Regions from separate parts of the Homo sapiens genome. Here region 2 is linked to region 1. Evidence: read pairs that join two places in POLR2A ChIA-PET (ENCODE). Cell type or tissue: A673. All regions are shown on one strand. Each heading gives the region's core, and the rest is flanking DNA. Links, peaks and the distances in the headings are about the cores only.

Region 1 (9,916 bases), core at 3,872-8,871:
TGGTTTACATAAGATCTTGCTACCTGAGGATACAAGGAGGAGATCCTTATGAGCAGGAAGCCTCTTTTTTTAAAATTTTTTTCCCTAGGACTGATTCTAACTATGTGAGGAGCTACTAGATTCTACAGTGCCTGATAGACAACTCTCATTAGCTGTTTGGCTTGTGAATGGCAGTTCCAAGGTGAACAAACATCCTGTTTGAAAGCCCCTGTTCTGGCTATAGAAGTGTCAAACAAATCCTTTTCTTTTGAGTTATTCACAGTTTAAAGCAACTGGGTGAAGTATGTGTTTGTAAGCAAATTTGCCTTTCTATCTATCTGAGTTCTCCAAAATTTGGATTGTGAGTTCATGACAATACAGTCATTTGCATAAGCTTAGTAAGAGTCTTTTAGAACAGAGCAATTGGAGACGCTGGTTATTTTGCCAAGGCTTTGACTAGAATAACATATTTGTAGGTAAAGTTCCAGCAAAGCCAACTTAATAGAAGCCTATATGGCCAAACAATTCTTGCTGCACTTTATATGAATAATCAGGCAAAGTATAATAAGCCTAAAATTTATTTTGTACACAAATTTCAGCCCTGGCTTTTGTTTTTGAGTGCAGATCGAAGAACGAATTATTTCTTGGCTACAATAATCCTCTGAAGAGTATCACATTATAATTTTTCTTCATATGTTTAGTCGGTACTCTAATAGAATAGCTCCCTTTTTCTGTTCTGACATACAAATATTCTTTTGATTGTCAAAATATTTATGTTATTTATCTGTCCTTGTTTTATTTCCTAGGAAACCAAAATCATGGTAGTCTGAAGACCAGGGATGTGACTCTACCTCATTTGGCATCCCACTGGGCCGGATCTGTTATTCACTGAAAATGCCCTGCTGCTAAGACTATATGAGCACCTTCTCTCTAAGCCCAGTAACTGTGGTGGATGAGGTGGACGCGTGAAATGGTGAAGGGTTGGTTTTAAGGGATAGAATCAGTTCAAGGTCAGGCCCTCCAAATCAAGGATGGGTACAAAGACACGTAAACAGATGGTAAAATAAAGGACTTTGTCTTCTAAGCTATCATGTGTCATCTTTGCATCCATCCCAACCATGAAGAATTTTCTGGCTGGGCCTGGTGGCTCACGCCTGTAATCCCAGCACTCTGAGAGGCCAGGAGTTCAAGACCAGTCTGGCCAACATGGTGAAACCCTGTCTCTACTAAAAATACAAAAAATTAGCCGGGCATGGTGGCGTACACCTGTAATCCCAGCTCCTCAGGAGGCTGAGACAGGAGAATTGCTTGAACCCGGGAGGCAGAGGTTGTAGTGAGCCGAGATTGCGCCACTACACTCCCGCCTGGGGAACAGAGTGAGACTCCATCTCAAAAAAAAAAAAAAAAAAAATTCCTACTTCCTGTAGAATTAAAATAAAATAATTACTGATAGGATAAAGATACCTTGTGACTCACCCAGCCTCCTGGGTATAATACTTCCGTTATAAGTTGTGCTGATAGATATATATTAAATCTTTTTTTGAACAATGCTTATGTTTTATATAGTTAATTGCTATAAGTCTGTAACTAAAACCAAGATTATAGTAGCTTAATGCATAGAAGTTTAAAAATAAGTCAATTTTGTAACCTCTCCTTTGGCTTTTGTTTGTTCACTTTCTACTTAAAAGAAAAAACAATTTTAAGGGATGAATGCCTGTCCATGTCCGTTACTATCTAGCCTAGAGCAATTAATTGGCTGTAAGTCTTGTTGACTGTAAGTCCCTCGGCCATAGGGAGTCCCACTGAGGGACAAGATGGACCTGGGGCAGGCAGCCATGTCACCCAGGCAGTGCTATGGAACAAAATTACAATTGGTGGCCATTAATGTTGTCTCTGGCAAATCTTGGCCAGAAGGGGGAGAATGTAAACTAAAAATAAAACTCAAACACCTCGCCACCCACCCTGCAACCATCTGAATGGACTCCCCCCTTGGCCAGAGCACCCTAAAATTTAACCTGAAAGGCTGCTGCAGGTCATGATGGGAAGTGGGGGTCCGACATGCCTCATTATATCCCTCCAGTGTTAACATCAACACAAACCTAAGTCTGATAAGGAACATTTACAATCTATTTTCTCTGAAGCCTTCATCTTCATGATAAAACCTAGGTCTCCAAAACCCCTTATCTTAACCCAAACATTCCTTTCTACTGATAATTACTCTTTCAACCAATTGCCAATCAGAATATGTTTAAATCTAACTACGGCCTGGAAGCCCCTGGCCCTGCCTTTGAGTTGTCCCGGCTCTTCCAGATCCAACCATTGTAAATCCTGCACGTACTGATTGATGTATTACATCTCCCTAAAATGTACAAAGCAAGCTGTACTTCGACCACTTTGGGCACGTGTCCTCAGGACCTCCTGAGGCTGTATCATGGGTGCATCCTTAACCTTGGCAAAATAAACTTTCTAAATTGATTGAGACTTGTCTCAGATAATTTTTGGTTTACACAGCTTACACCTAGTGGGGGTAGTTTAAGAGACACTTAGGATACATTACCTTGTTTAATCCTCATAGCAAGTCTTAAAGGAAGTTGGAAGCTAAGAGATTTGCCCAAAGTGGTAAAGCCAAACCAGATGTGGTTTAAGAGGGAGGCCCTGGCACTGAGGTAGAAGTCTCAGTTTTCTGCTGCCACCTTCCAGAGAGCCAAGAGAACCCACTCTTGCCTTCCAAGGAATGTGCCCAAAAGTTAGAAGAGTTGGGAAGGTGACTACAGTATGCATCCATGAAGAGCTCTCTGGGATCTAATCATGTCTCAGCTTTGCCACTCATTAGCTTTGTAACCTTGGGCCAGTTACTGAGTCTCTCTGACCATAAGTTTTCTCATCTTGTTTAAGAGAATAAGAATGCTGTACTGAGCTTCCATTGTTTTTTTCTGAGTGACACCCAGTCCCGCTTCTGCTAACAGTGCCCAAATTTTGCTTTACCTATTCCCAGTTGGGAGAAATAGGGGTGTGGGAGGCATGTTACTCTAGCTAGCCAGTGACATGCTCTCTGGAAATTAATCTTCAGTGGGATAACCCAAAGATTAAATTGCACTGGAGCTCATTCATCTAGAAGAAGCCCTGACAAAAATGTTGCTGGTTTTTGCTCCTCAGACAAGGAGCCTTCTCCGCTCCTGACTAGTTATTTTACGACGAGTTCTGCTTCTCCTTCATTCTGTGAGCTCCCACCACAACCTGCCCCACCAAATCGAATAATTCCCTTTTTGCTTAAGTTCATTAGAGCCAGTTTTTATTGCTTACAACAACAAACAACAACAACAACAACAACAACAACCCCTAATTGATCCAAACACCTACCTTGCAATGCTGTAAAAATTAAATGATACGAAGTGTGTCAAGTGCTTAGGCCAGTTCTGGCAGCAGTGCAAGCAGTCAGTAAGTGGTGACAGTTGTCTGTAAGTCACCACTGGGGGCAGGGCACAAGGAGGGAGAGGGGAGCTTGTTATCGGTGTGCATTCCACTGAGAAAAACCTTCCCCCAAGAGATAGAAGGACAAACAGAAGGGAGGGAAGTCCAGGCTATGATATGCTCGTTTATTCCAAATGTCTTTATTGAAACAGAATGATAGAGCAAGAAATAATGAGGTCTGGGTGGATGTCTTTGGGCGCAGGATGGAGCCCAGACCCAGTGGTTACAGTGTGGAGCTCTCTCCCTGTCCCCTGACTCTGGCCAAGGAAGTGAATGCAAAGCAGCAGGGAGGAGGCAGGGTGGGGACGGCCCTCTGAGCTCTCCGCGATGGCTGGCGTGAGGTGCCTCTGAGACTTCTGGGCAGCCCTGCCTTCCCTACTCAGTCTTCCCGATCTTCTTGCCACCTTTCTGTGTGGGCCAGCCTCCCGCCAGGGTACTCAGAGGCCGCTCAGAGGGCAGGGTTGGGGGTGGCAAGCAGCGGGACGTGGTCACAGCGGGTAGGGGGTGGCTGCCGCAGCAGGGAAGGCCGGCGACACAGCTCCCCGTCCCGGAGCACCTCGGGCAGGAGCTTGCGCTTGGTCTCCGGCAGCAGCATAATGCTGAGAATGCAGAGGAGGGCGCAGGCCGCCAGCACCACGTGCTGCAGGAAGGCTCCATGGCCCATGTGGAGGCGCTGGGCCGGGCCGCTCAGTCCTCCAAGCGCCCCTAGAGCCATGATCAGGCCCAGGCCACGGCCCCTGGGGGGAGACAGAGGAGGAGCTCAGCCCACAGCTGTAGCCTTGCTGGGCCCTTCTCCCGCAGCCCCCCTCCTCCAGCCCGCAGGCCCTGTCCTCAGGGGTGGGGTGGGGGAGCGGGAGGCGAGGGGGCCCGGCTCTGCCCCTGGGGGCACCCCTGCTCTCACCGGACAGTGGTGGGGATGACCTCAGCAGCAAGGAGGGTGCTGAGGATGGCGGCAGCTTGGGAGGAGAAGAGCCCAAGGACAGAGAAAGTGGTGATGGCAGCCTCGTTCAGATCTGCAGAAGCAAGAGGGATGATATGAATGCAGGTGGGGAGGTCAAGGCTGGCCTAGTCCCGGGTGTCATCCCCTTGGCTCTCTGTTCCCATGGCTCTAGCTGGGCAGGCTCTGGGCATTCAGTAATTGACTGGGAGAGCAGATGGGGCTGTGGGGCCAGGTGGAGGCTCGTGGAAGAGCTGGGCAGGGTCTGGGGCTTGTCTTGGGAGGCCTGTGCCAGAAGAAATGGCTGTGCCTGTCTGAAGCACCTCTGTTGGGGTTCCCTTGTTGAGCCCACACTGTGGGGAAGATAGGATGCTCACAATCCCACAGGCCCAGCAGGACCAGGGAAGCAATGCCGGTAAGGGTCATGGAGAGAAGAAGGATGCCCCGGCGGCCAAATCGGTCCACGGTGACCCCCAGGAAGACACAGGCCAGGGCTGCGGTGCCGCTGGCCAGCAGAGAGCACAGGTAGAAGTCCGATGGGCTCCCTCCTCCTCCCACAGGCTGGTAGCAGTGGCGAATGGCATGGGCAATGAAGCTGTGAGAAGGGGTGGGGAAGCAACGAACAGAGCCTGAATCCCCTCCCGCAGCCTTCTACAGTGCTGATGGTCCTCCGCAGGGGTCCCCGGGCCTTCCCACCCAGCCAGCCCCCATTCCAGCTACTGGCCTGGCCCTCAGCCCAGACACCCAGGCTCACTTGGTGAAGCCCAGGATAAGCAGATTTTTCCAGATGTTGCGGTAGTTGAGGAGGGAAGCAAAGGAAAAGGAGGATGTTGCAGGGAGAGGGCAGGTATTCTCCAGGTCTTTGGGAGAGAGAGAGGAGCTGTCAGAAGAAAACCCTGAGATCCCAGGATCCTCCCACATGGGTGGTGGGGACCCTGGGAGAAGGTGGCACAGCTACAGCCATGCAGAGGGCACCATCATGTGTGCAAGTGAGGCAACACTCACAGGGATCCCTGTCTCTTACCCTGCAGGGCCTCCTGGGCCTCCTCCCCCAGCATCTGCCCATGGGGCCGGTTTCGCTCAGCCAGGATCCTCAGCACAGACTGAGCCTCCTCAATCTGCCGCTTCACTATCAGCCACCGTGCGGACTCCAGGAACAAACCAGGCCAGCTGGGGGCAGGGGGGAAGGGGTATACTGTGAGGCCTCCCTTCTCCTGATCTAGGGGTGGGAAATGTGCACCTCTGAGGGACTGGGGCTGGGGTAGGCCTGGACCAGGGGTAGTTGGAGAAGAGGAGGGGTCTCCGGGCTAGGGCTAGTTTGGAGGCAGAGATGGGAATTGCCAGACGACAGGTGAAGGGTAATACTGACCCATAAAACAGGAAGAGGATGCAGGGAGCGGTGATCATTCGCTGTAGGAATCGCCAATCCTTAGAGACAAGGGCCAGGCCCAGGAACAGGAAGTGCCCTCCCACCCCCACCAACTCCCCTGCCAGGGCCACCCGAAGCCTCTGGGTTGGGTCGCACAGCTCCAGGCCTGGAGATACAGCAGGGGTGGAGAGAGGAGAGGGAGGCCAGGGAGGAAGAAGGCATAAGAGAGAAGAAGAAAGAGGGAGGGAGGAGGACAGAGAGAGAGGTCAGACCCAGAGTGGAGGCTGCAGCCATTGCCTCCCTTGCTAACCTCTGGGTGGCAAGGACTGGGGAGACTGTTCAGCCCTCTCTCCTCTCCTGCTCAAACCTAGGAGGGCTCTAGGGCCAGAGTCCTGGGTGAGTGTTCAACATTTCCAATTTATAGGCCCTTTCCCATCAGGCCTCTTATTTGACCTTCACATCAACCCTTGTCCAAGGTCACACAGCTAGGGACAATCCTTGTCCCTGGACTTACTGCTATCAGGGGAATAGCACCTTATTCCTTGGCAGCAGTAAGTCCAGGACAAAGACTTTAAAGATTGTCGGGAGGGGGAGATAGGTGTAGAGAGAAGCAAGAGCCCTGGATTCTTCAAGGGGGCCTGGGCAGAAAGATAGCTGAGATTCTAGGCAGCTGAAATGTGGCCTAGGGGGCAGTGAGGATGGCCTGGCGATGCAGGCAGGTAGGCATGAGACCCAAGGGAGGGAATTCTGGGAGGGTGCCACTTACGCATCAGGTAGACACCCAGGTCAACACCGGCAAGCAGAAAGCCCAAGAGGAATCGGAGGGCCATGACGCCTGTGGAGGAGCCTGCAGCAGCCCCTCCTACTCCACAGGGGCCCACCAGCCCCAAGGTCAGCAGCACAATCCCGCGACGGCCAAATCTAGAAAGTGGGAAGGGCTTCTGGTCACCCAGACTCTCTGGTGGTGGGAAAGTTGCTGGGTAAGACCCAGCTGCACACTTCAGAGCTAGAGGTATGAGAATGAAGTTCTGGGAGCAAGAGTTGGACAGAGGCTTGAGAAGATGGGGAGGGATGGGGACCATGGGTGGGTGATGCCTGGCTACTGGGCACTGGGGTGTGGTTGTGGTTCTTTAAGAGGTGGGAACATTGACTCTTGGGCTATTGGTCAGAGATTAGGGCACTTGTCAATGGATGTGACATCACTCAACAGAGGGGATGGGATATTGCTTAGGGGATTTGGGACCATTCATCCTTAGGAACAGAGCTAATGGTCAGTGGGCCTGGAGCTTATCTTGCTCAGACTGTTCAGAGGAGATGTGGGAGGGGGGTTCATTGATATACGGAGTTGGAACTATTAACCTGTGGAGGGGAGGCCATTGGCCACTTGTGCATGAGGATACTACTGGTCAGTGAAGGTAAAGCCAATGATATTAGGGGACTGAGTAATTGATTTTTGGAGATGAGGCCATTGTTCCATGGAGGTGGGACATTGGTCTATTAATACATTAAGAATGGTCAGGCTGGGCGCAGTGGCTCACACCTGTAATCCCAGCACTTTGGGAGGCCGAGGCTGGCAGATCACGAGGTCAGGAGTTCAAGACCAGCCTGACAAATATGGTGAAACCCCATCCTTACTAAAAATACAAAAATTAGCCAGGTGTGGTGGCAGGTGCCTGTAGTCTCAGCTACTCGGGAGGCTGAGGCAGGAGAATCGCTTGAACCTGGGAGGCAGAGGTTGCAGTGAGCTGAGATTATGCCACTGCACTCCAGCCTGGGCAACAGAGCGAGACTCCATCTCAAAAAGAAAGAAAAAAGAAAAAAAAGAAAGAAAAAAGAAAGATCAGTGGGGACATAGACATGGGTGTATTAATCCATAAGGTAGGACTATTGATCAGTGGGATGAATCTATTAATCCATGGGAATAATCAGTAAGGATAAGGTCACAGACCAGGGGAGATGAGACTATTGGTAAGTGATTATGGTCACTAACTATGAGTTAGTGAAGACATGGTTACTGATTCTTGGAGGCTGGGCTATTGATCTTTGGGGATAAGACCATTGATCTATGGAGATGAAGATAGGGAGCCTCTGGTCATTGCAAAAGGGGCACCAATCCCTGGGAGTTAGGCTATTGATCTAATGGGGTGGGGCATTTTTCCATGAGGATGGGCTTATTGGTTAATGTGCTGAAGGCTACAGATTTTAGAAGACCAAATTATTGATCTTTGGGGATGAAACCATGGTTCCATAGGAATGAGGCTACTGGTCTGTGGCAATGAGGCCACTGATGCATAGGGATGGGCTATTGACCTGTGGGTTTCGGATCATTGGCCCACAGAGGTGTGTGACTATTGGGCAGTGAGGATGGGTATTGATTTTAAGGAACTGGACTATTGAATGTTGGGATGGCTTTGATCCACAGAAGTTGAGTTATTAATCCACTTGGATGGAACTGTGGATCAATGGGGCTGAGTCTAATCGGAAGTTTAGTGCAGTGAGAGCATCTGGTCAGTGGTGAAGGTGACCAGAATCAGAGATGAGATTTTTGATCTGTGGGAAGAGTTATTGGTTGCTGGGATTGGGTTGTTGATCTCTAGAGGTGAAGCTACCGACTCATGGAAACGGGGATTTCGGTGAGAGGATCTCAAAGCCCTGAGGATCCATGAGGGTATGACTGCTAATCTATGGGCTATTCCCCTACAGAGCGTTGGGTCATTTGGTGGCAGGCATGGGACTGTGGGTTACTGGGTCTGAGGATATTGTCTTTGGAGATAGTTAGTTGACTTGTAGGGGAGGGGTCGCTGGTCAGAAATGGGGTAATTTGTTTGTGAAGTTGAACTATTGATCAGTGGGAATGGAGCTGTTGGTGTTTAGGAATTAACATATTGATCTTCAGGAATGAGGTCACTGAGATGGAGCGAACAGTCCATGTGGGCTGTTAGTGGGGATGAGACTATTCTCTTTGGAGATGAGGCCATTGATTCACGGATAGGGGGCCACTAATTAGTGGGAATGGGACTAATAGTCCATAGAGGTCGAGTCATTCCCTTGCGCGGAAGAGGTAGGGAAGGGGTATTTCTTGATGGAGAGTGAAGTTGAGACATGGATAGACCATTGAATAGAAGTCCAGAGAAGACTGCAGAGTCCAGCGAATCGTCTTCGACCTCCTGTAAACGCCCGCTGCTTGGGTTAGCTTCCCTAGCACCCCCTCCTTTCTACCAGCCCTGCCCCCACGACAGCCCTCACCTGTCTGCGGGGTAACCCAGGAACAGGTAGCCGGAGGCAAAGCCCAAGATGAAGAGGATCTGCTCCAGGATCACCTGCCAGCCCAGGTCACACACCAGATCCCACTGGGGATGTGAGAAGGGTGCAGCGGGCGTGAGGCCCCGCCCTCGCCGCTCTCTGCCCGCCCCCAGACCCGCGGCCCGCCTGGCCGCCTCACCTGGCCGATGGCGTTGGTGGTGAGCACAGGAAGGCCATTATAGTCCCAATCCTTGAGGCAATGGTTGAAGTCCGGCGGGGCGAAGCCGCTGCACGAGGGGTCGGTACTGGTGGCGACACGGCTGGCGGCGCTGGCTGCTAGGGCAGCGCTGGCGACGCTGACGCCGCTGGCATTGGGAGGCTGCTCCCAGCCAGAGGCATTAGGGGGGAAGGCCCCGTAGTGGCAATGCAGCGGGGGCGCCAGCGTGAAGATGGGGTCCGAGGCCATGCCCAGAGCCACGAAGAGCACCGGCAGGCAGCAGAGGCCGAGCTGCAGCTGCTGGCCGCCGCCCAGCGCCCCCACCTGGGCGAGCAGCGCCTCAAAGCTGAGGGGGCCTGGGGGCACGGCCAGCGACAGGCTGCTGCCCAGTCCGTCGCCGCCCGCGTCTCCCTCCCCCTCCCGCTCGCGCTCCCGCTCACCCTGCAGCTGCTCCGTGGGCACCGCATCTCCGAGGGTCCCGACCTGCTGTTGGGGGGCAGGGGGTGGCAGGAGAAGGGTGAAGCGGAGGAAACCGCAGAGCAAGGGCAGGGGGCAGGTGGGAGGGAGGGCTAGGAAGGCAGTCAGGGGCGAGGGATGCGCAGGAGGAAAATGCCAGACGCTCCGCGGGGGCGGGGGTGCTGGGAGAGGATGGCGTCGCCACCTGGGGCTCGGGCACTTACTCCGTTGGAGGTGGGGGTGA
Region 2 (10,027 bases), core at 2,105-7,104, 350 kb before region 1:
CTCGGGTTCACGCCATTCTCCTCCCTCAGCTTCCTGAGTAGCTGGGACTACAGGTGCCTGCCACCACGTCCGGCTAATTTTTTGTATTTTTAGTAGAGACGGGGTTTCACCGTGTTAGCCAGGATGGTCACAATCTCCTGACCTCATGATCTGCCCGCCTCGGCCTCCCAAAGTGCTGGGATTACAGGTGTAAGCCACTGCGCCCGGCCCCTACTCTTGCACATTTAAATTTTTTCTTCAAAATGTATTTGTATTTCTTTTCTTTTTTTTTTTCTTTCTGAGACAGAGTTTCACTCTGTCACCCAGGCTGGAGTGCACTCATTAAAAAGTTTTGCCAGCCGGGCGCGGTGGCTCATGCCTGTAATCCCAGTACTTTGGGAGGCCAAGGCAGGTGGTGCCATCTCAGCTCACTGCATCCTCCGCCTCCCGGGTTCAAGCAATTCTCCTGCCTCAGCCTCCTGAGTAGCTGGGACTACAGGTGCACCACCACCACATCCAGCTAATTTTTGTATTTTTAGTAGAGATGGGGTTTCACCATGTTGGTCAGGCTGGTCTCGAACTCCTAACCTTGTGATCTACCCACCTCAGCCTCCCAAAGTGTGCTGGGATTACAGGTGTGAGCCACCGCACCGGGCCTGTTTAATATAAAAATGTCTTCTGCAATTTTTCTTTTTTCTTTTTGAGACAGAGTCTCACTCTGTTGCCAGGCTGGAGTGCAATGGCGGGATCTCGGCTCACTGCAACCTCCACCTCCCGGGTTCAAGCAATTCTCCTGCCTCAGCCTCCCGAGTAGCTGGGACTACAGGTGCACCACCACCACATCCAGCTAATTTTTGTATTTTTAGTAGAGATGGGGTTTCACCATGTTGGCCAGGATGGTCTTGATCTCTTGACCTCGTGAACCACCTGCCTCAGCCTCCCAAAGTGCTGGGATTACAGGCATGAGCCACCGTGCCTGGCCATCTTCTGGAATCTGCTAGTAAAACTGATGACCCAGGCAAAAGCCCCGGGTTTGTCTGTGGCTTTATGTATTTCTTCATGTGTTACCACAAATCTCTGGAGTATATACACCATGGTCTGAAAAACAGAAATCTAAAATAACAGAAACGTGAATCGGAAAAGACCGTGGAGGCTATATTATATTACCCAATCTCCCTTTCACATCATTAAACAGGCTGTCTTTCCACTTTGTTTATACCCATCTAATGATGAGTTCTCCATTCTGAGTCAGCTTATTCTATTGTTGAACATTTCTACTCATTAAAAAGTTTTGCCGGCTGGGCGTGGTGGCTCATGCCTGTAATCCCAGTACTTTGGGAGGCCAAGGCGGGTGGATCACCTGAGGTCAGGAGCTCGAGACCAGCCTGACCAACATGGTGAAACCTCATCTCTACTAAAAATACAAAAATTAGCCAGGCGTGGTGGCGTGCGACTGTAGTCCCAGCTACTCAGGAGGCTGAGACAGAGGAATTGCTTGAACCCAGGAGGCGGAGGTTGCAGTGAGCTGAGATCGTGCCACTGCACTCCAGCCTGGGCAATAAAGTGAGACTCTGTTTCAAAAAAAAAAAAAAAAGAAAGAAAAAGTTTTGCCTTAGATGCTTCAAAATCTGTTCCCAGTTTTGCCCATAATAGCACCTAAAATATTTATTTATTTATTTATTTATTTATTTTTATTTTTTATTTTTTTGAGATGGAGTCTTACTCTGTAGCCCAGGCTGGGGTGCAGTGGCGTGATCTCGGCTCACTGCAACCTCTGCCTCCAGGGTCCTGGTTCAAGCAATTCTCCTGGCTCAGCCTCCCTAGTTAGCTGGGATTACAGGAATGCACCACCATTCCCAGCTAATTTTTGTATTTTTGGTAGAGATGGGGTTTCACCATGTTGGCCAGGCTGGTCTTGAACTCCTGACCTCGTGATCCACCCACCTCGGCTTCCCAAAGTGCTGGGATTACAGGCATGAGCCACCACGCCCAGCTTTATTTATTTATTAAGAGACAGAGTCTTGCTCTGTTGTCCAGGCTAGAGTGCAGTGGTGTGGTCTCAGCTCACTGCAACCTCCGCCTCCCAGGTTCAAGTGATTCTCCTACCTCAGCCTCTCAAGTGGCTGGGATTACAGGCGCACGCCACCACGCCCAGCTAATTTTTGTATCTTTAGTAGAGACGTGGTTTCACCATGTTGGCCAGGCTAGTCTCAAACTCCTGACCTCAGGTGATCTGCCCGCCTTGGCCTCCCAGAGTGCTGGGATTACAGGCGTGAGCCACCGCACCCGGCCCTAATGCAGGGTTTTAACATGTCCTTCAATTAAGTTTAGTTGTTTCTGATTGTATTTTCATCCCAAGCTCCCTCAGTCAGTGGAAGTTACCCAGTCCCAAACTGACAGATTAATATCCTGATCCAAGGACTTTTCAGCTCCATATTCAGAAATCCCCAATTTATCCTTCTACCTCTATGGCTGATTCACCATACCAACTTAGGAAAGTATTGTCAACTCTTTATGGCTAGGGTCTCCACTCTGTAAAAAGGACCATTATTATACTAGCTGCATATTCAACATAGTTATTTTACCTCTTAGTAGTCCACACTTAAGGAATCACAAAGGAGTGGGCGAATGTTTCAGAAAGTATTTGGGAGAGTTTCAAAAAAACAAAAAACAAAAAAAGGGGAAAGAAAAAAGGGAGTTACAAAGCTTCCAACTCAAGTGGCTTGGAAGAGATCAGCTGATAAAAATCAAAACAGGCTTGACATGGAAAGGGAAAATACTCTAGACAATAAGTGTGAGGACTGTAAAGGCTGTTGGCTCACCTACCTCCTGAATAAGCTAAAAATATTTCCCCAAGGAGTGGCTGGGATCTGCAGCATTCCAAGGAATTAAGAATTCTGGTTTGATCCTTTTGGTTCACAGGATCCCTAGCAGCAATCCTCAAGAGCCTCAGCAGATTGGAGAGATGCCTCTTTGATTCTGTCCCAGAGCTAAAGATTGGAATAACTGTCCCTCCCCCTCTAAACCCACAGTCTGCCACAAGAACATTTTAAACCTTCCTCCATGATGGGCAGCAGAACTCCCTGACTAGTCCTCCAGATCCTTCTCAAGCACAGAATAGAGAGAGCATGATGGTGAGTGAGGATACTGTCCTTCCTGCAGGTCTTCAGTTCCACCACACTCTCCTAAGGGAAGGAAGAAGCCAGGCCTCAATGCTGTACCTCTCTCTGGAGGCAGCAGGCACAAGTGGAATGGAAGTGATGGAAAATCCTGCTTTTATGCAAATTGTAACTATAAACTCATTATAGTCAATATGAACATTGTATGGCTAAAGAATATCTCCAGCCAGGCATGGTGGCTCACGCCTGTAATCCCAACACTTTGGGAGGCCGAGGTGGGTGAATTGCCTGATCTCAGGAGTTCAAGACCAGCGTGGCCAACATGGTGAAACCCCATCTCTACTAAAATACAAAATTAGCCAGGCGTGGTGGTGCAAGTCTGTAATCCCAACTACTCGGGAGGGTGAGGCAGGAGAATCGCTTGAACCTGGGAGGCTTGCAGTGAGCTGAAATCACGCCACTGCACTCCAGCCTGGGTGACAGAGCGAGACTAAAAACAATATCCCCACAGTTGTCAGAAAAAAGCTTTTGTGAGACCAGCCTGGGCAACTAAAATACAAAAATACAAAAAATAAGCCAGGCATGGTGGTGCATGCCTGTAATCCCAGCTACTCGGGAGGCTGAGGTGGGAGATCACTTGAGCCTGGGAAGTCGAAGCTGCAGTGAGCCATGATCACACCACTGCACTCCAGCCTGGGCAATGGGAGTGAGACCCTGTCTCAAGAAAGAAAAAAAAAAAAAAGAAGTTTTTGGGTACAGAGTTGATCCCAAAGACTGTGGTCACTTTAAAGAAGGTTTCTCAACCTCTTCACTATTGGCATTTTGAGCTGGATAATTCTTTGTTATGGGGGCTGTCGTGTGCACTGCAGGATGTTTAGCAGAACACCCACTAGATGTCAGTAGCATTCTCCTTCCCCTGCCCCCGGCCACCCACCAGTTGTAATAATCACAAACGTCTCCAGATGTTTCCAAATGTCTCCTGAGGGTAAAATCACCCCAGGTTGAGAACTACTGCCCTAGAACTTCTCTAGGTTTGGTCAGCTGCCAGGATGGGGACTCCCAGCTCAGCAGGATGTTCTTTGGGCTCCCAGCCACGCCAAGAAGTGTTCAGGCAGACCTGGTTCAGGCCAGTCCCTTCCTGGCTAAGAGCTCTTGGAATGACTGGAATCTCCAAACCTCTATAACTGAGCTGAAGGTCTAGTGACTCTCTGCATCTCTGAAGCTTGAGACCACCTCAGGACAGCTTCACTTGCTTTTCCACCCAAGGTGCCCCTTGTCACTTACTCTGCACACTAGCTTAATTTGCAGGCAATTTCCAGAGTTACCCTTTGGTGACCAATCTGCTCAATCCCTTAAAGATCTTCTCATCAGGATTATTAGAACACTAGGAAGGCTGGGCATGGTGGCTCACGCCTGTAATCCCAGTACTTTGGGAGGCCGAGGCGGGTGGATAACCTGAGCTCAGGAGTTCGAGACCAGCCTGACCAACATGGCAAAACCTGGTCTCTACTGAAAATTCAAAAATTAGCTGGGGGTGGTGGCACGTGCCTGTAATCCCAGCTACTCAGGAGGCTGAGGCAGGAGAATCGCTTGAACCTGGGAGGTGGAGGTTGCAGTGAGCTGAGATCATGCCATTGCACTGCAGCCTGGGTGACAGAGTGAGACTCTGACTCAAAAAAAAAAAAAAAAAAAAAAAAGAACACCAGGAGATGTGATATAAAGGAAGATATCACATTATCTGGAAAAGCCTAAAAGCTTGATGTTTAGCAGGGGACTTCCTATCCCTAGTGTTACAGAATAACCTCTCTCCTTATCCCTCCCACTCTGGTAGGATTCAGTACAGCATTCATTCAATATGGGAGGCCTAAAATCAACCCACCCATCACTCTTCACTTATCTCTCCAGACTGAAGAAAAATTTATAGAAACTGAGCTCACTCACAGAGAGTACAAGATCCCGCTTGCGCCTGGAGTTCTTCTGCCCACTTCCTCTGGTCCTGCATGGGGAAACGGTCAGCCCTAGAGAGTGTCTCAGCTCCCCAGTGCTCCCAGGGCCTGACTCTTCCAAGGCACTGTCCAGCGCAGCAGCGGCATTGAGCATGTCCTCAGGGCGGGGTGGTGGCAGCTTGGTTCCATTTTCTGGTCCTGTCTCTGGGGTTGCCCGCTGGATTGCCAGTTGTGTGGCTGGTGAGAGTTGCTTGGCATAAGCAGGGACCAGAACTCGCTGTACTGCACCCTCAGAGGCCACGTAATCATCCACCAGCTAAGAACATAAAAAATAATAGCCTATTAGCCAGCCAGGCTTAGGGGAACCTGGTTAACCATCATTCTTTGGCTAAGAATAGTGAACAGAAAGTGGAAAGAAGGGGAACTCTAGCACAGTCTTTAATGGTCAATGGCTTGTTTCTCTGGGACTCCTATGAGTGTTGGGCAAATATTTCTTGTGTGTACAGGGCCTCTCATGTTGGGTTGTTACCATAGGGCTGCTCACAAGGAGAAAGCATGTTTCTGACACTGTTGGTGAATAGTCATTTATGGATAGCTCTTGGATATAAGAAATGGAGCTAGATAAGTGTTTTGTCTGAAAGGACTGGGTGAAGAAGTGATGACAAGAAAGAAACCAAGCAAGAGAAGGAGTAAGAAAATAAAACAGTAACAGCAATAAAGAGGAGACATAAAAGACAAATGAGCAAAGGAGGAAGACATAAAGTCAGAAATCCCTAGAGAGACTGGCAGCAACAGCTCCCCTCACCTATCCTCCATTCCCAGAGTCAGTCCATGCCCTCACCTTGATCCTGCCCCGGCCACATTCGACTGTCATAGCCCCTGACATCTACCTGACTGCCTGTGCCCTCACTCAAGGACATACAGAGCCGGGAAAGGAAGAAGGGAGCAAGGGAGAGAGGGAGGAAGAAAGGAGGGGGGATTTCTGCAGTCAAGAAAACAAAATACTGAAAGTGGGGACACACACGCACACGCACACACACACACACACACACACACACAGAAAGATGCGGGGGAGGAGGCTGAGATTTATAGACCTGTGAGCTGCTTTCTGCGCTGTGAAATCTAATTCCATCCTGTCGGCTTGGAAGCCTTTCCTGCCTCAAAGAACCCACAGCTCAGGGCAATGCCTAGCCTGGTACCTTTCTGCCTCCCACCTTCCAGGTCCTCCCTTGAGCTGGAACCACGGAGAGTCCTGACCAGCCACAGACTGGGGTGAGCAGCAGTGGCCATTACCCATATGGCTGTGCCTTCAGGAGAGCAATGACCAGTTGCTGTGTTACACTGGAGGGGGAGAGAGGGGTTTATGTATTCATTTCTCAGATCCAGCAGATGGGCTGGGAGTTTCATCCCTCCCATCTACTCCATGTGTTCTGCTCCTTTACTCTTTACTGGGTGTCTATGTCTTGTTGTGGGGGGAGGAGAAAAAGAGAGGACAGACGGAGAATAAGGTGGAGAGCTGACAGAACTCCAACCGTCTCTCAAGTGGCACCACATCTGTTATTTTCCTATCTCTAAGATCTCTATAGTTGCTCCATCTCCTTTTCATACTTCCATGTGTGACATTCTGCAGTTCTTACTCTACTCAGCCAGGATTTTCCTGCTCATATGGCCCTTAAGCAGTAAAGAAACTGAAATAGCACAATGTACATCTATGTCTTTTCCTGCTCACAAAATATGCTTGCTTGCTTCCTTCTTTTCTTCCCTCTTTCTCCCTATATGTTATTCTCTTACTGTTAACAATCAGTTGGCCATTTCTTTTTCTCATTTCCCATTTTATTTCCTTTCCTCTACCTCCCCCTCGCCTTACCTCATAGTCTCTCTCCCGTGGTGTAGATTCTCTTTCCACATAGATTCACCTTTCTTCTGTGCTCCCTTTTTTCACTTTTTCTCCTCCCTCAGCCCTTCATTTCTACTTGTCTCTTTCCCTCCCTATACTTGTCTTCTATTATCTTTATCTTTGTCCTCTCACTTTTTCCTCCTCTCTCCACCTCTGCCTCTCTCCCCTGTACATTCCCATCTCTCTTTGTACTGAATTCCTCTTGGCAAGCAGAGGGCCTGCGATAAAATATGAATGAGCCGTCTGTGCACGGCAGGCATCCTCGCCAGGAGAGGCAGAGTCCATGGAGCAGCCGAGACAGCTGTGGAAGAGAAGGTGCCATGCGGAGCTACTGAGAGAGAGGGAAGGGCACCCCATCACTACACACAGCAAAAAATGACCTTCTGCCAAAGAAGCTGATGGTTCAGGAAGAAAATAGAGCTGACTATCCCTGAAGGAAAAGGAAACGTGGTACTGTTTTGCTTTATCACAAATACAAACAAAAGGTTTAAAGATGGAAAGAAAAGAACAGAAAGGAAAAAGAGTGAAAAGCCAGGAAAAGCACCTAGGAGGAATAGCCCTCTGCTGCCATACTCACAGGATTGAGCAGGGGGGCCGCCTCGCTGGCAGCCAGCGTGCACCCTGGGAGCCGCATGTCCCTCTGAGTTGCTGGGAAGCCCAAAGGCCCAGGCCCCACTGAGGCTGCTCCCAGCTGCCGCAGCTCCTCAATCACCACCTGCACGCCGCTGCCCACGCTGTCACACTCCTCTTCCACGGCAGACAGAGCCTTAAAGGCTTCCCCGGGACTTTCCTTGAGAGGCCCAGGCTCCTCAGGTGGGGAACTATGTGCCCGGCTTTCCCCATCTTCATCAGGGATGGACACTTTCCCTTGCCTCAGGTCACCCACTTCCTCCTGGAGACGTTTTAACAACTCATTGTTGGCCCTGGCAAGACCCAGAGCAGCTTCAGCCAAACCCACTGCCTTATCGACCCGCTGGTAGATAACATGCAGGAGCTGCTCTGAGCTCTGAACAGCCAAGCCATGTCCAGTCACTGTGATGGGGGTGCTGGGAGGAGGATTCCCACCCTGGGAGCCTGTGTTGCCTCCATTAGTCTCACTCTTACAGGCGCAGCAGCAGCATCTGGCCTCGCTGCCACTGGGAGGGGAGAAGAGAATGGTGGCACTGAAGGACATGGCGGATGGGGCAGTAACAACCACGCTTACACTGCTGGGCCGCTCCAACAGGTAGGAAGCATCAACTTCTCTGGACTCACTTTCCTTTCTCAATGAGGATGGTCAGAGGAGCCCAGGCCCCAAGCTGTAGGGTCTGTGAAAGAAGAGTAAACAAGCCATGAAGAAGCACACAGTCCATGGCGGCCTCTCCTCGGCCTGCAGAAGGGAGACAGGTGCCTTCTATTTGCAGATCCTGTGCTCTCCTAGCACATCACAAATCAAGGCCTTCCTGATGAACGGTTTCAGACGGTAGAGAGCATTCCTTCTGCCCCCCAGCATGGAACCCCCGACTAGTGCAACCTAAGGAACAGGGAAGGGATTCAGAAGGACCTTCCGGCATCTGGAAAGATTAGAAGATTAAGGAAGAAAATGTAGATCTGTCTCCTCCTCCTCCTCACCATCTTTACTGTAATAATGGTACTGCATTTCATTGCTTTGACATTGTTCCTTAAGGTGTTCAGAACACTTCACATAAGTTACCTCATCTACTCAACAGCACTAGGAAACATATTACTCCAGGTCCAGAGAAGAGACATGTGGAGAAGTTATATGTCTTTTTCAAGGTCAGAGGAATAACAGCAGAATCCAGTTATTGCTACTTTCAATGTAGTGTTGTATTTTTTTTTAACTGATACCACTTTTTGTTGACATTAACAATCATGACAATCATGATTCTACCCTCTCTGTAATTTTCATACAAATGCATTCAGAGTAACACTCCTAAATAAGGAATACATCCATCACTGCAGCCCTCAGCATGTCACCAACTTCTCACTGTTATATTATATCATTAATGCTTTGGGGATGAGGGCAGGGAAATGAAATGAAAAGATCAGGGAATTGAGCTGGGGTAACCCAGGGCTGCACAGCCCCCTTTCCCACATAGTCGTGTACCTGGGCCATGAGCCTCTGTAATGGAAACTAGCTGTCCTGAATCTTCCAGCCAGGAGCCCAGAGAAATCACCCGTGGGGCCCCTTATCTTCATTTCTCAAGCTCCTTAAGGGTGGATCCAAAATTCAACAGGAATGTTTGAACAGCTATGCTGTCACTTTGCCTGCATGACCAGCCCCCATTAAAGGAGAAACCAGAATGTCAGTAATAAACCAAACTGCCTTTCTTTTAAATTACTGTAGTTAAGCAACTAAACTACTCCAGGAGAGAAAAAAAGGGGTAAAGAAGTTGATTTGTACCACTGAGAACACTCCCGGGAACTTAATAAATATTGTAATTTTCTAAATAATACTTGATGATAGAAAAAAAATCCTTCTGATGTGCCATGTCAAAACCTTAAGTATGTTTACAATTTCTCTGAGAGATGCATTTCTCTCTTACCCTGTAAATTAAAACATCACAATTAAAAGGAGAGGAGGAGCCGGGCATGGTGGCTCACGCTTGTAATCCCAGCACTGTGGAAGGCTGAGGTGGGCCGATCACCTGAGGTCAGGAGTTTGAGACCAGCCTGACTAACATGGTGAAACCCTGTCTCTACTAAAAATACAAAAATTAACCGGGCGTAGTGGCGGGCATCTGTAACCCCAGCTACTCGGGAGGTTGAGGCAGGAGAATCACTTGAACCCGGGAGGCAAAGGTTGCAGTGAGCCGAGATGGTGCCACTGCACTCCAGCCTGGCAACAGGGCGAGACTCCACCTCAAAAAAAAAAAAAAAAAAAAAAGAGTAGGAGGTTAAGAGAATTTTCTATATATTGAGGGTTTTCTTTTTTCTTTTTGAATAGGCAATCTCATTTCAGAAAGAGGCAATATCAATGCCTCTGAGGTACTAAAACATAAATCTGACAATGCATTTTAATTACATGTGGTTATTAAAGAATAGTCTTTAATTTGCTCTTTCCACCCTTTATATCGAAGAAATGG

What was found. ChIA-PET counts read pairs that join two places held together with the same protein. Peaks named below come from ENCODE experiments on the same cell type or tissue, not always from the same donor. Only the 100,000 strongest peaks of a DNase experiment are listed, where the experiment ranks them.
Region 2: POLR2A ChIA-PET joins it to region 1 with 5 read pairs; 2 of 35 experiments call an interaction of 5 or more read pairs at or near these places.

The regions. Positions count from the first base shown.
Region 1 is chr14:23,342,750-23,352,665 of GRCh38, forward strand. SLC22A17 (solute carrier family 22 member 17) reads right to left here. Exons shown (of 10, transcript NM_016609.7): 1 at 9,897-9,916; 2 at 9,199-9,702; 3 at 9,003-9,106; 4 at 6,523-6,677; 5 at 5,757-5,922; 6 at 5,412-5,557; 7 at 5,142-5,247; 8 at 4,765-4,982; 9 at 4,352-4,463; 10 at 3,569-4,187. The coding sequence ends at 3,899. Among named protein-coding and RNA genes, the nearest start is that of SLC22A17, 5.2 kb to the right of the region's middle. In A673, for the core only: no CTCF peak of the experiment used is centred there; no DNase peak of the experiment used is centred there.
Region 2 is chr14:22,990,909-23,000,935 of GRCh38, forward strand. It overlaps C14orf93 (chromosome 14 open reading frame 93), which reads right to left. Exons shown (of 7, transcript NM_021944.4): 2 at 7,519-8,494; 3 at 5,040-5,360. The coding sequence starts at 8,115. AJUBA-DT (AJUBA divergent transcript) reads left to right here. Exons shown (of 3, transcript XR_007064074.1): 3 at 6,266-7,522. Among named protein-coding and RNA genes, the nearest start is that of AJUBA-DT, 12 kb to the left of the region's middle. In A673, for the core only: a CTCF peak has its summit at 3,988 (motif pointing right); a DNase peak (open chromatin) is centred at 4,033; H3K4me3 peaks cover 350 bases; H3K27ac peaks cover 2,316 bases.